2 separate regions of the Homo sapiens genome follow, and region 1 is linked to region 2. Evidence: chromatin contacts called from ENCODE Hi-C or POLR2A ChIA-PET data. All regions are on one chromosome and are shown on one strand. The core of a region is the stretch at or near the end of the contact, and the rest is flanking DNA. Distances in the headings are between cores, read along the strand shown.

Region 1 (6,642 bases), core at 2,422-4,921, 2.0 Mb after region 2:
CTGAGACAGAGTCTCACTGTGTTCCCCAGGCTGGAGTGTGGTGGTGGGATCTTGGCTCACTGCAACCTCAGCCTCCCAAATTCAAGCAATCCTCCTGCCTCAGCCTCCCGAGTAGCTGAGACTACAGGCGCATGCCACCATACCTGACTTATTTTTCTCCTTTATGCCCAGTTCCTCGGTATTATCTAGTGCCACCCTCTCTCTCATGGTGCACCATCATGTTGGCCTCCTTCAGTTCCTCACCAGTGCCAAGTTCCTTCCTTGTTCAGGGCCCTTGCACATGTTGTTTTCTTTTCTTTTTTTTTTTTTTGAGAGAGGAAGTATCGCTGTTGTCCCCCAGGCTGGAGTGCAATGGCGCGATCTCTGCTCACTGCAACCTCTGCCTCCTGGGTTCAAGTGATTCTCCTGCCTCAGCGTCCCGAGTAGCTGGGATTACAGGTGCCTGCCACCACGCCCAGCTAATTTTTTTGTATTTTTAGTAGAGACGGGGTTTCACCGTGTTGTCCAGGCTGGCCTCGAACTCCTGACCTCAGGTGATCCGCCCGCTTCGGCCTCCCGCAGTGCTGGGATTACAGGCGTGATCCACCGTGCCTGGCCAGCACATGTTGTTCTTTTGTTTCCCTTCTCTCCTTGCCTGGCCTGTTTCTCCTCATCCTTTATGTTTTAGCTGAAGCTCATCTCCTCAGGGAAACCTTCCCTAGCTCCTCTGAGGAGGTTATACCTGTCTGTACTTCCTCATTGCACTTTCCACAACTGTAATTGAACAACTATTTGAATAGCTATTTTCATAGTCTCAGTTTCCCTGGCTAGTCTGCTTCAAGGAGAAATGAACTTTCTCCCCAGCACACTGCCTGGCCCTCAATAAATATTTGTTGAAAGAGAGACTGAATGCTTCATTTACCCAGCGGCAGAGCTGAACCTAGAATCTAAACATTTCCAGTACAGTATTATTTTCTTCAAACCATGAAATGACACCACATATTCCAACTTCCCCTCTCTCTTTCCAGTGATTAAATATTATCAGTCTTCTGGGTTCTGTTTCTTCAGGGGCCTGTTAAAAGCCATCATGGTAAACGAATCCAGGTTTAGAGATTACCCTTTTCCTAAGGATAATTTGCATTTTAACTGGGAACTTCTGGCAAACAGAAAGTCATCCCAAAGGAACTAATAAAAACTCCTGGCACCATTCTTTCTTGGAGGGAAAGAATTTTTACTTAAATCGCTTAATGGGATTATAGGAAATGAACTTACACTGTGCCACACATGCTTTAATGTCAGCTTTTAAAAAAATTTTAATTTTACTTATTTTATTTACTTTTTTGAGACAGAGTCTCGCTTTATCACCCAGGCTGGAGTACAATTGCGCGATCTCGGCTCACTGCAAGCTCCGCCTCCTGTGGTCAAGTGATTCTCCTGCCTCAGCCTCCCGAGTAGCTGGGATTCCAGGGGCCCACCACCACGCTCAAGCTAATTTTTGTATTTTTAGTACCGACGTGGTTTCACCGTGTTGGGCAGGCTAGTCTTGAATTCCTGACCTCGGGTGATCTGCCCTCCTCGGCCTCCCAAAATACTGGGATTACAGGCGTGAGCCACCGCACCCGGCTTTTTTTTTTTTTTTTAAAGTTTATCTTCACGACAAACCTGTTGGGTAGGTATCATTATCCATCATCCCCTTTATCAAATGAGGGAATCTAAGAAAGGTTTTAGTTGTTTACCCAGTATTGCACATCTGGGTGGGGAAACCATTATTTAGACCCTTTGTCTCCCAGCATATGACTTCTCGTCTAATGCTGTTTTTACAATGCCATGTTGCCTCCAAGGGTAAGTATAGGCAACCGCTTACAGTTTATACATAAATCTGGGCCATGGAGCTAAGTGGCTGATTATTATTATTTGTTATTTATTTATTTATTTATTTTGAGACGAGTCTCGCTCTGTTGCCCAGGCTGGAGTGTAATGGCGTGATCTCGGCTCACTGCAACCTCTGCCTCCCGGGTTCAAGCGATTCTCCTGCCTCAGCCTCCGATTAGCTGGGACTACAGGTGCATGGCACCATGCCCAGCTAATTTTTGTATTTTTAGTAGAGTCGAGATTTCACCATGTTGGCCAGGATGGTCTCGATCTTCTGACCTCATGATCCGGCCCGCCTTGGCCTCCCAAAGTGCTGGGATTACAAACATGAGCCACCGCGCCCGCCGTAGCCGAGTATCTTTAAAAAGAAGTATTACTAGGTTTATTCTATTCCCTTGATGGAATCTATGCTCCCAGACTTGACATTTTACTGTCTCCATTAAAAGTCCTTCACCTTTGGTGCCTGACCTTACTCATTCCTACCATAAATGTGATTATGGGCAGAGAAAAAAAGTGCTTTGAGCACTTTGACCAAATTATGATGTTAAATCCAAGATGCCATGTTATTTATTTTACCGAGTCCACCCAAGCCTCCTATATCCAGCGTGTGGATAGTACGAGGTTGACAATTAGTGCATTAGTTACCTGTTTACCACGACGTACTTGCAATAACAAAAGCTATTAGATGGGCTTTCCTAGTATCAAATATTCCTGCATGAGTTGGCTTTGCTTCTGATTGAAAATACTTTTGCCCATCCTTTGCATCTCCCCTATATTCTGGTTCCCTAATACAGAGTCTCGTAGGGGTAGAGAGATACCATTATGTTAGTGTCAGATACACCTGGCTATTTAATAGTTTTGTAAACTTGGGCACATTACTTAAGCTTTCTGTTTTTCCAGTCGTAAAAAACCGAAAGACTGATAGCGATTTTGAAGTTGTCGAAAGACTTTAATGTGTTTGAAAATACCTAACAACAAAGCCTGGCCCACAGCTGGTATTTCAATAATGTTAATTTCCTTGCTTCCCTCTTGAGGTCCTTAAGATTCATAGGTTCTCCGGACTCCTTGAAAGTTTTGTGTAGATGCATGAGGTGTATTTTTCTTGGAAATAAAGTCCACAATTTAACAGATTATCTTGGGGCCAGCGATTTCCCCGAAAATAAATTGTAGATTCTCCTTCCTGCAATGCTAAGGGGTGAATCTCTTTTGCGGGAGACTGGATTCTTTCGGTGTGTGTTTTGCTCTCTGGGTACTCTTTCTGTAGTCGGCTAACAGAGGATGACCAAGCCCCTCGCGGGGGCGGGGGCGGGTCACTCCCGGACAGGGCCCCCATGAAGTTTCCCTGGGGACTGTGTGACTCCCTAGGGGTCGGGTTACCTCCCAGATGGGGGTGGGGTATCACTTGCAGCTGGAAGGCAGGTTCATTTTAAGGTCTCGCGGGCTTCGGAGGCCCCTCCCTCACTGAGAAACCGGCTTTTGTCGTTCTTCTGAAGCCAGAGCTAGTCTTTCCAGGTGTTAGTCGAAACCTCGTGGTGCGACCCTGGTCGTCCCAAACCCCCTAGGCCTTAATCCTGGGGCGGTGGGGGCGGGGAGGCCGTGAGCACGGCTTCCGCTCCTCCAATCCGCCAGAGGGCGCAGCGGCCGGCCTCTCCCTTCCCGGGGTTCTTCGCGCCGGGCCCCTTCCGCGTGGGTGAGTGAATGTGAGAGTCAGCGCTCGCGCCGCGCGCGCCGCCCGCCTCCGCTGTTCGGCGCTCTGCTTTAGGCGGTGGGGGGCGGGCGCGCGCGTAAAAGCATAGAGACGGGCATTGAGCTCTTGGGCTAGAGCGTCGCCGAGTCGGAGCCGGAGCCTGAGCCGCGCGCTGTGTCTCCGCTGCGTCCGCCGAGGCCCCCGAGTGTCAGGGACAAAAGCCTCCGCCTGCTCCCGCAGACGGGGCTCATCTGCCGCCGCCGCCGCGCTGAGGAGAGTTCGCCGCCGTCGCCGCCCGTGAGGATCTGAGAGCCATGTCGGCCAGCAGCCTCTTGGAGCAGGTACAGGCCCGGCCCGCATGCCTCGGCCATTGTGTGAGGCGAGAAGGAGCCCGACTAGGCCCGGGCCCGCCGCTCCTGGGCAGGCCGAGCCGAGCCGAGGCGTCGTCTCTTGCGGGCCAGGTTTCGGGCCTCTCAGGCCGGCCGCGCCCGGCGCCTCTCCCTCAGCCTGTTCTTCCCGCTTCTCCTCGGGCCTCGGAGCCCACGGGCCGGGCCGCGCCGCGTTCCCTTCTCTCGGCGGGCCTCGTTTTCCTTCCTTGTTTCCTTCCCCTTCCTTAAAGCCCTGGGTTCCTCGCGTCGCCGGTGGCGCGTCTGCCGCGTTTTCTCCCCTGCCCCACGGGCCTGGCGCTTTCCCCCGCCTCCCATTTTCAGCCTCTTCCTCACTACCATTCCTGACGCCTCCCCTCGGGCCTGCTCCTTTATTCTCCCTTCGGGCCCTGCCTTAATTTGTTCTTCCTTTTCCATTTCTCCTTTGGACAACTTGCTGCTCGGCGACGTTTCCTTCCCCTGCAGAGACCAAAAGGTCAAGGAAACAAAGGTAAGTCCCGCTCCGCCGGTGGCCCTGAGCCGGGAGGGGGACGCGGGGCGGTGGGGGCGGGGTCTCCGGGAAGCGCCCCGGGCGGAGGACCTTTCGGAAGCCGCTTAGTTCGCAGGTGCCGCACACTTAAGTATTTTGACCCTTTCGGTGTGTTCTTGCAGCTGGCGAACAGCTTTTTCGCTAACAAGGAGTAATTCATTAAGGGTGGGGGTGGATTGGGTTTTGAAACGCTCCAGGTCCTTAGTTTCCTGTAGGTCTTAGAAGGCCTTTGTTTTTCATCCTCGTGGATCACTCTCTGGAAGTACTCTCATGTGATGGGGGAGGGGAAGCGGGAGGGAATGGAAATCCAGAGGAGCCAATAAAATGACCTTTTTAGATCAACTTGCTCTGGGTGGAGGGGGACATTTTCACTGGCGACTGTCGCTTCAGCATTCACTGTCATCTCTTACCCTTTTGAAGTTCAATCTTACGTGCTTTGTTAACTAGTAAGGTTTTTCTCTGGTTAGCATATATGAACTAATTTGAAAGGAAGATTGTAGGATTGGGACACTCCTAATTGAATTTTTTTTTCTTTAGTACAAAATGGATCTGTACATCAAAAGGATGGATTAAACGATGATGATTTTGAACCTTACTTGAGTCCACAGGCAAGGCCCGTGAGTAGTTAACTATTTACATATCTAATCGAAGGGTGTGGTATATTCTTTCTCCGCCTTCTACCAATAAATCCCATTTTCTGAGGATTCATTTTTTTTTCTTTTTTCTGTTTTCTGTTTTTTTGAGACTGAGTCTCGCTCTGACGCCCAGGCTGGGGTGTAGTGGCGCAATTTCGGCTCGCTCCAACTTCCGCCTCTCGGGTTCAAGCGAATCTCCTGTCTCAGCCTCCCGAGTAGGTGGGATTACACGTGTGCACCACCGCACACAGCTAGTTTTTCTATTTTTTTAGTAGAGACGGGGTTTCATGTTGGCCGGGCTGGTCTTGAACTCCTCAGGTGATTCACCCGCCTTGGCCTCCCAAAGTGCTGGGATTACAGGCGTGAGCCACCACGCCTAGCCGAGGATTCACTTTCTTAATACCTGTATTTTTTCTCTGCCCTCTATCAGGAAATCCCATGTTCTGAGGGTTCACCTCCTTAATACCTATTAATGTATTATAAAACAGTTAACTGCAAATGTCCTAGGCCGTTGAGATTCCCATCTCTGTAATATCAGCAACCATACTGTATTGAGAACGTAATACTGATAACACTCTACTGGCAGTAACATGTGCATGAATAATTGTCTTCTTCCTTACCAAGAATGTAGCAGTGCAGAATTTAGGGATTCTTACAGTGTTAAATATTCTGAATTTTCACCCCAGAGAACTTTGGATTCATATGATAGGGAAAGTTCTAATGTAAAATCACCTGAAGGCGGGAAGATCTCTTGAGCCCAGAAGTTTGAAGCTGCAGTGAGCTATCTACGATCATACCTGTGAAAAGCCACTGCGCTCCAGCCTTGGTGACAGAACAAGATCTGGTCTCTAAAAAATAGTCACCTGAACTTCATTCAGTGCTGCAGGACTGGCTGTCTTTCTTTTCTCTAGTTTATGGGTTCTTAGATTATCAGAACTATTTCGGAGTTAGGAAATTTTTTTTTTTTTTTTTTTGAGACGTAGTGTCAACTCTTGTCACCCAGGCTGGAGTGCAGTGGTGCAATCTCGGCTCACTGCAACCTCTGCCTACCAGGTGATTTTGCCCGCCTCAGCCTCCCAAGTAGCTGGGACCACCATGCCCGGCTAATTTTTTTAATTTTTTTGTAGAGATGGGGGTTTCACTATGTTGCCCAATCTGGTCTTGAATTCCTGAGCTCAAGAGGTCCGCCCTCCTCGACCTCTCAGAAGTGTTGGGATTACAGGTGTGAGCCACCATGCCCGGCTGAGTCAGGAAATTTTTGAGTTGAGCTGCACCTACATCTGTGGAGAATACTTTATTTCTCACCGAAGGGAGGTGTAGGATTTATAAAATGGAGTGAAAGTTAAAATACTGTTTAGCACAAATGAAGATCAATAACGTTGGAGGTTTTTGTGGCATAGTCTTTTAAAGTTGCATGTAGATTCAAATACTAATATGACCTGTGCATGTAGAAACTTGTTTGATTCAGCAGTTCTTTTGTATTATTATCTCTGATTCCAAAGACAGTTACACTGTTGTAACTAATTTAACTCCCCAGATTAATAGGCCAAAAGG
Region 2 (5,917 bases), core at 3,418-5,917:
TCCGCCTCCCCGGTTCAACCGATTCTCCTGCCTTAGCCTCCCGAGTGGCTGGGATTACAGGCGGGTGCCACCACGCCCAGCTAATTTTTTGTATTTTCAGTAGAAACGGGGTTTCACCGTGTTAGCAAGGATGGTCTCGATCTCCTGACCTCGTGATCTGCCTGCCTCGGCCTCCCAAAGTGCTGGGATTACAGGCGTGCGCCACCACGCGCGGCTCAAGCTTTAAGTAGGTTTTTCATACAGTATTTTTTGTATTAGTTGGTGAATACAAATCTTCAATGAGCTCAGCAGAAATAAGAAATCCAAATTTCCTGATCTGCCCAGTGGTTTTATGAAACCCCAGTCCCGTTTTTTTGTTTTTTGTTTTTTTAAAAAATATTAGTAGTAGCTTTACTCAGTCTTTTCCACAAAAATAAGCTCACTGGTCAGCAAGCTCACCAGTGAGACTGGTGAGTGAGGCTGTACTTAGAAGAATATGAAAGCCTTGGTATCTTTTTCCTCATATTAGACTGGCCCTGGGTGTTATTTTTGTTTGAAACCTGCCACAAGCCAGACCAGCCTGGACTTTTACTTATTTTATTTTTTATTTCAGTTTTGGTGGAGGTGGTGGTGAGGGTAATTTTTAATTTATATTGAGACAAAATAAGCTGGCTGACTTATGCCTGAGGCTCTTTTTTTCACAGCTACTTTGGGGAAAAAAAGTCTCATTCAGAAATTAACATTTCTCAAAATGTGTTCCTTATTCTGAAATATAAATGACCCCAAATTGCTTAAGAGTTTGAGATGAGTGGGGAAAAGATCTAGAAAAGCATTTATTGTGTGCCAACCAAGTTTGAGGCCTCCTGGTTTGCTCCTTTGGGATTCTAGATCCTTGGCAGTCACAGTTTTACCGCGAAGAGCTGTTGAATGCCATTCCGAGTTCATTCCATTTTTCTCCGTGTGTGCATCCAGTTCGTATTTTACAGCTCCCGTATGGGAGCCGGTAACATAATGAATTGCCTTGACTCTCGCTTCAATCCACTTTCCTCGCTTAATATGCAGCCCAAAGTTTTGCAGCTCGCTGTCAGATGGTAGTGCTAGACTTTCACACCGATCCCAAAGCCTCCGCTGGGGCTGTTTCTTAACACGGAGTTACAAACTTTAAGAACAGACAGCTCCAGACGGAAATCCACGCCAGGCTTTGAACTCTGCTTCTGGCTTCCGTCAACTGACATAGTTGCCCTTTTGCTCAAACTCGCAGCTCCAGTTCGCACTCGAGAGAGCTCTGCTGGGTGTCTGCTGCTGTTCCGCGGCGGGAACGTGTGGGGGCAACAACCTGGCGCTCCAGCGATTCTCCACGCCTTAGTTAGGAATCTAAGCAAACCCTCGCTAGGGTCCCTGGGCTTAAGACGACTTCTCCCACAAGGATTGGGTGGAGGAAGGAGCCGAGCCCGATCTTCTGTTTGTTTGTTGAGTTTTGTATTTCAGACATTTAGGGGAAGCAAATTGCGAGAAAGGAAGGGCTGTCTTCCCTGCAAACGTTTCCCTCTCCTAGCAAACCCTCCAGGCCTCGGTTCCACATTTTGCAGTTGACTCTCTGGATTTTAATAGGTTGTTCCCTTGTCCTCGGGCCCAATCCATGCACGCTGTGCAGCCGGATAAAATGGGAGCACATCCTCTGCCATTTTCAGCCGGTTTGTCCTGGCAGCCCTGCCCCCTTCCTTGGCTGCTCTGCCGCTGGAGTTAATACGCCCAGAAACTCCGCCTGATCCTCCAGGCCTCAAATCCAGTCCGCGTTTGCTAAGTGCCGTGCGGTCGGGGACGGCGATAAGAACTCTCCTGTGAGGGAGAGCTAGCGAGACTTTAGTCCGGTTTCCATGTCAACGATTCAGTCCATATTTGCCATCAGGCTGTTGGCCGAGGTGCTTTCGCGAGGGTAGCGCTGTCCTAGTCCTAGTTCTCCAATCTGCGCCGGGATTCCTGAGCTGCCTGGGTGTGGGGTTAAAAGGCAGGGGCCGTGGGGGAAAAAACTCCACCGAAGGGAGGACCCACTGCCCCCAGCCGGGGTCTCGCTGCTCGGGCCAGCCACGTGCCCAGCTCCTCCCCTCCCCCGCTTTCCCGTTGCCACTGCCCCTAGGGAAAGCTGATGGGCCAGTTTCTAAAAAAGTTCCCTCAGCCCAACATTTCCTGGGATCGTGGTGTGGGGCTCTAAAAGTAAAAGTGGAAGAGAACCCTAGTGAATTAAAAAAAAAAAAAAGTAGAGAAATTCCACATTATCTCCTCCAACCCAGGTGGATAGATTTTTGTGCACTTTACCTTATTGCTAGAGAAAAATGGTGACTGTTTTCAAAACAGCTTGCCCACGTGTAGGGAAGGAGATTTTTGGCGCTTTCCATATTTCACAGCCATTGAAGAAAGGGGATGAGGGCTTTCTTTGGAGAGAAATCCATTCTAGCTTCCAGATTTTCACTGGGCTCCAGGTTTCCCATTACACCCCAGCTCTAAGGAAAATGGCAGAGTAATGGCATGTAAAAAAATCCTCATTTGTGTGCAGGACTCAGGACTGTTTGCCAGCTCAGGGGCAGTTGATTAAATAGCCAAGCTCTATTTATGAGGCAGCCTATAATTTGGTTTCTAGGACCTAATGCACCGGGGAGAGTTGTTGCCCCTGAGGACTGTGAGTGAAAAGAGGGCACTGGCCCATACCAGTCAGTCGGATCTTCTTGGTAGGCTGGTTTGGTTCTTGGCTTGAGGCCGGGGGAGGGGAGAAGAATAAAACTGTGGGATTTTTTTTTTTTTTAAATCTCATCACTCTTAGATTAACAGGAAGGTTTTGCCTTTCTGGTGTAGGATGCAGTAAGTTTTCTTGGGGAGAGAAATGAGTTCAGGCTTTGGAATTATTCATAGTGACCAGGGACATTGCCAGCACTCCCGGGTCCTGCATAATCTAAGATAATGCTCCTGTGGCCATGAAGTCTCCCTTTACAAAATCTGAGGGGGAAAAGAGATCCTGGTGTCTAGGAACACTGGCCTGGGCCTTTCCCAAGGCAGCCTTGGGTCTGGTGAGGAGCTGGAATCCCCTCTGGCTTTTGTAGCCTGTCATATCAGAACATTCCAAGTCAGCCTGAGGAAGAAAAGGCTGCTGCTGGGATTTGGTGGGGCCTGTAGATCAGGAGAACACTGGAGCTTTCTGTGTATGTCGATCTTTTCAGATAAACCTGGCCTTCTACCCAACTCCAGCTCAATCGGGGTCTCTTAGAATGTAATGGTAAACTTTAAACAATCTTTACGCTACAGGATAGAAAACAAATCTGACAAGCATCCATTTTCTAAGTGACTTGTTGGACTGTGCCTTTTCTTCAAGGAGAAAATGGTTTCCATTTTCTGCATCTCTCTTCTGTAATGGTTTGAACACTCAGGTTCCTGCAGTCCCTGGAGCCTCTTCTGTGGGTTTTCAGTATTAGAAGGTACTGTCTTTGGAGACTGGGGCTACTTGTCATGGTAGGCTAAGTTTTCTTAAGAGGGAGTGAGAAACGGTGTTTAGGTTTTCCTGCTGGGTAACTGTTCTATGCTCCTAAAGCAACTTCAGTGGCCTCCATTTTAAGTTAGTGGTGAGATGATCAGTTTTGACTTCAAATCCATTTTGATATTCTGATCCCATTGTTGAATGTGCTCACAACTTGATTTTTTTTTTTTTAAAGGCAAGTAGACCGAAGGCAGCTTTGGTGACTCCACTTCTTTTTAAAGTCACCCTCCTCTGCCCTCTGACTTTAAGTGACAGGCAGTTCCCTCCCCTCTCTTTCAATTCTGTAAAATGGGGATAATCCGGACCTCATGCCCCCAGAGCCTTGTAAGGACCGGCTAATGAGGGCAGGCGAGTGGGAAACGAATCGTCTGAACAATGATCAGTCATTCTTTCGGGCTTGCAAAGAGGGTAAAAAAGGTTGGGTCTTTAGCGGGGTCCGTAGAAGGCTTTGAAGACGAAAAGTGCTGTAGAGGTGCTAAGCAGCAGCCAACGGACCGGGCCCGCTGCCAGGGGGTCAGGGCTGGGCCGAGGCGGCCGCGGTCTCAGGCTCTGGCCAATTTTGCAGCCGCGGGTAAAGTTCACGCTGCCCGCTCCCCTCGGTACGGCCGGGAGGGGACAGACCTGGATAGGGACGCCGGGAGGGAGGCGGCGCAGGCTCCAGAGATGCGCGGGCTCCGGGCCGGGTTTTCTCCGAAGCCTTCGGCGGCGGCGCTGCCTAGCGAAAGCGGCTGAGGGCCTGCCGCCGCCGCGGCTTGTTCTCTCCCCTCCTCCTTTGTGAAGGGAAGGGAGCGAGTCCGTTCCACGGCCTGCGCCCGCTCCGCTCTCCACTCCGGGTTTGCCAGGCGGCCGCGACGGCGCTGGGTAAAATGGCAGTGCTGAGCCTCGTGTCGGAGTGAGGGGGACTCGGAGGAGAGTGGGGCGCTCTAGCCGCTCAGTCCGGCCGACCGCTTGCTCGCCCGCCCGCTGCCGCGCAGCAGCCTCGACCCAAGCCGCAGCTGGCGAGGGGAGGCAGGGCGCCGGGCTCGGCCCGCGCTCTGACTCTGGCTCCCGGCGCCCCGGCTGCTGCCGCGCGCCCTCCAGCCCGCCCGTCCCGGGTCCCCCTCCCCCCGCTCCCTCCCTCCCTCCCCGCCCCCTCCCCCTCGCCTCCCTCCCTCCCTCCCTCCTCCTTTCTCCGGCAGCAGAAAGCGGAGAGTCACAGCGGGGCCAGGCCCTGGGGAGCGGAGCCTCCACCGCCCCCCTCATTCCCAGGCAAGGGCTTGGGGGGAATGAGCCGGGAGAGCCGGGTCCCGAGCCTACAGAGCCGGGAGCAGCTGAGCCGCCGGCGCCTCGGCCGCCGCCGCCGCCTCCTCCTCCTCCGCCGCCGCCAGCCCGGAGCCTGAGCCGGCGGGGCGGGGGGGAGAGGAGCGAGCGCAGCGCAGCAGCGGAGCCCCGCGAGGCCCGCCCGGGCGGGTGGGGAGGGCAGCCCGGGGGACTGGGCCCCGGGGCGGGGTGGGAGGGGGGGAGAAGACGAAGACAGGGCCGGGTCTCTCCGCGGACGAGACAGCGGGGATCATGGCCGCGCAGGTCGCCCCCGCCGCCGCCAGCAGCCTGGGCAACCCGCCGCCGCCGCCGCCCTCGGAGCTGAAGAAAGCCGAGCAGCAGCAGCGGGAGGAGGCGGGGGGCGAGGCGGCGGCGGCGGCAGCGGCCGAGCGCGGGGAAATGAAGGCAGCCGCCGGGCAGGAAAGCGAGGGCCCCGCCGTGGGGCCGCCGCAGCCGCTGGGAAAGGAGCTGCAGGACGGGGCCGAGAGCAATGGGGGTGGCGGCGGCGGCGGAGCCGGCAGCGGCGGCGGGCCCGGCGCGGAGCCGGACCTGAAGAACTCGAACGGGAACGCGGGCCCTAGGCCCGCCCTGAACAATAACCTCACGGAGCCGCCCGGCGGCGGCGGTGGCGGCAGCAGCGATGGGGTGGGGGCGCCTCCTCACTCAGCCGCGGCCGCCTTGCCGCCCCCAGCCTACGGCTTCGGGCAACCCTACGGCCGGAGCCCGTCTGCCGTCGCCGCCGCCGCGGCCGCCGTCTTCCACCAACAACATGGCGGACAACAAAGCCCTGGCCTGGCAGCGCTGCAGAGCGGCGGCGGCGGGGGCCTGGAGCCCTACGCGGGGCCCCAGCAGAACTCTCACGACCACGGCTTCCCCAACCACCAGTACAACTCCTACTACCCCAACCGCAGCGCCTACCCCCCGCCCGCCCCGGCCTACGCGCTGAGCTCCCCGAGAGGTGGCACTCCGGGCTCCGGCGCGGCGGCGGCTGCCGGCTCCAAGCCGCCTCCCTCCTCCAGCGCCTCCGCCTCCTCGTCGTCTTCGTCCTTCGCTCAGCAGCGCTTCGGGGCCATGGGGGGAGGCGGCCCCTCCGCGGCCGGCGGGGGAACTCCC

What was found. Hi-C counts contacts between places; a loop is a spot of excess contacts on that map. ChIA-PET counts read pairs that join two places held with the same protein, here RNA polymerase II (POLR2A). Pooled maps may share reads with other maps.
Region 1: a pooled map shows a loop between it and region 2 (4-fold over the local background). The contact joins the promoter of YTHDF2 here to the promoter of ARID1A in region 2. A Hi-C loop is called at or near these places in 2 of 50 pooled maps. POLR2A ChIA-PET finds 5 or more read pairs at or near these places in 2 of 52 experiments (K562 and activated CD4-positive, alpha-beta T cell).

Annotation. Positions count from the first base shown.
Region 1 is chr1:28,733,269-28,739,910 of GRCh38, forward strand. It overlaps YTHDF2 (YTH N6-methyladenosine RNA binding protein F2), which reads left to right and starts at 3,672. Exons shown (of 5, transcript NM_016258.3): 1 at 3,672-3,879; 2 at 4,390-4,414; 3 at 4,991-5,070. The coding sequence starts at 3,853. RefSeq lists enhancers at 1,589-2,488, 3,019-3,068, 3,388-4,286, 4,169-4,278.
Region 2 is chr1:26,691,348-26,697,264 of GRCh38, forward strand. It overlaps ARID1A (AT-rich interaction domain 1A), which reads left to right and starts at 4,668. Exons shown (of 20, transcript NM_006015.6): 1 at 4,668-5,917. The coding sequence starts at 5,057. It overlaps LOC124900417 (translation initiation factor IF-2-like), which reads right to left and starts at 5,058. Exons shown (of 2, transcript XM_047439473.1): 1 at 4,870-5,058; 2 at 561-4,618. The coding sequence starts at 5,058. The coding sequence ends at 3,932. It overlaps LOC101928728 (a long non-coding RNA gene), which reads right to left and starts at 2,784. Exons shown (of 1, transcript NR_135804.1): 1 at 563-2,784. RefSeq lists enhancers at 1,338-1,852, 1,569-1,668, 3,501-4,437, 4,438-5,373 and silencers at 4,352-4,681, 4,772-4,931, 5,302-5,631, 5,682-5,917.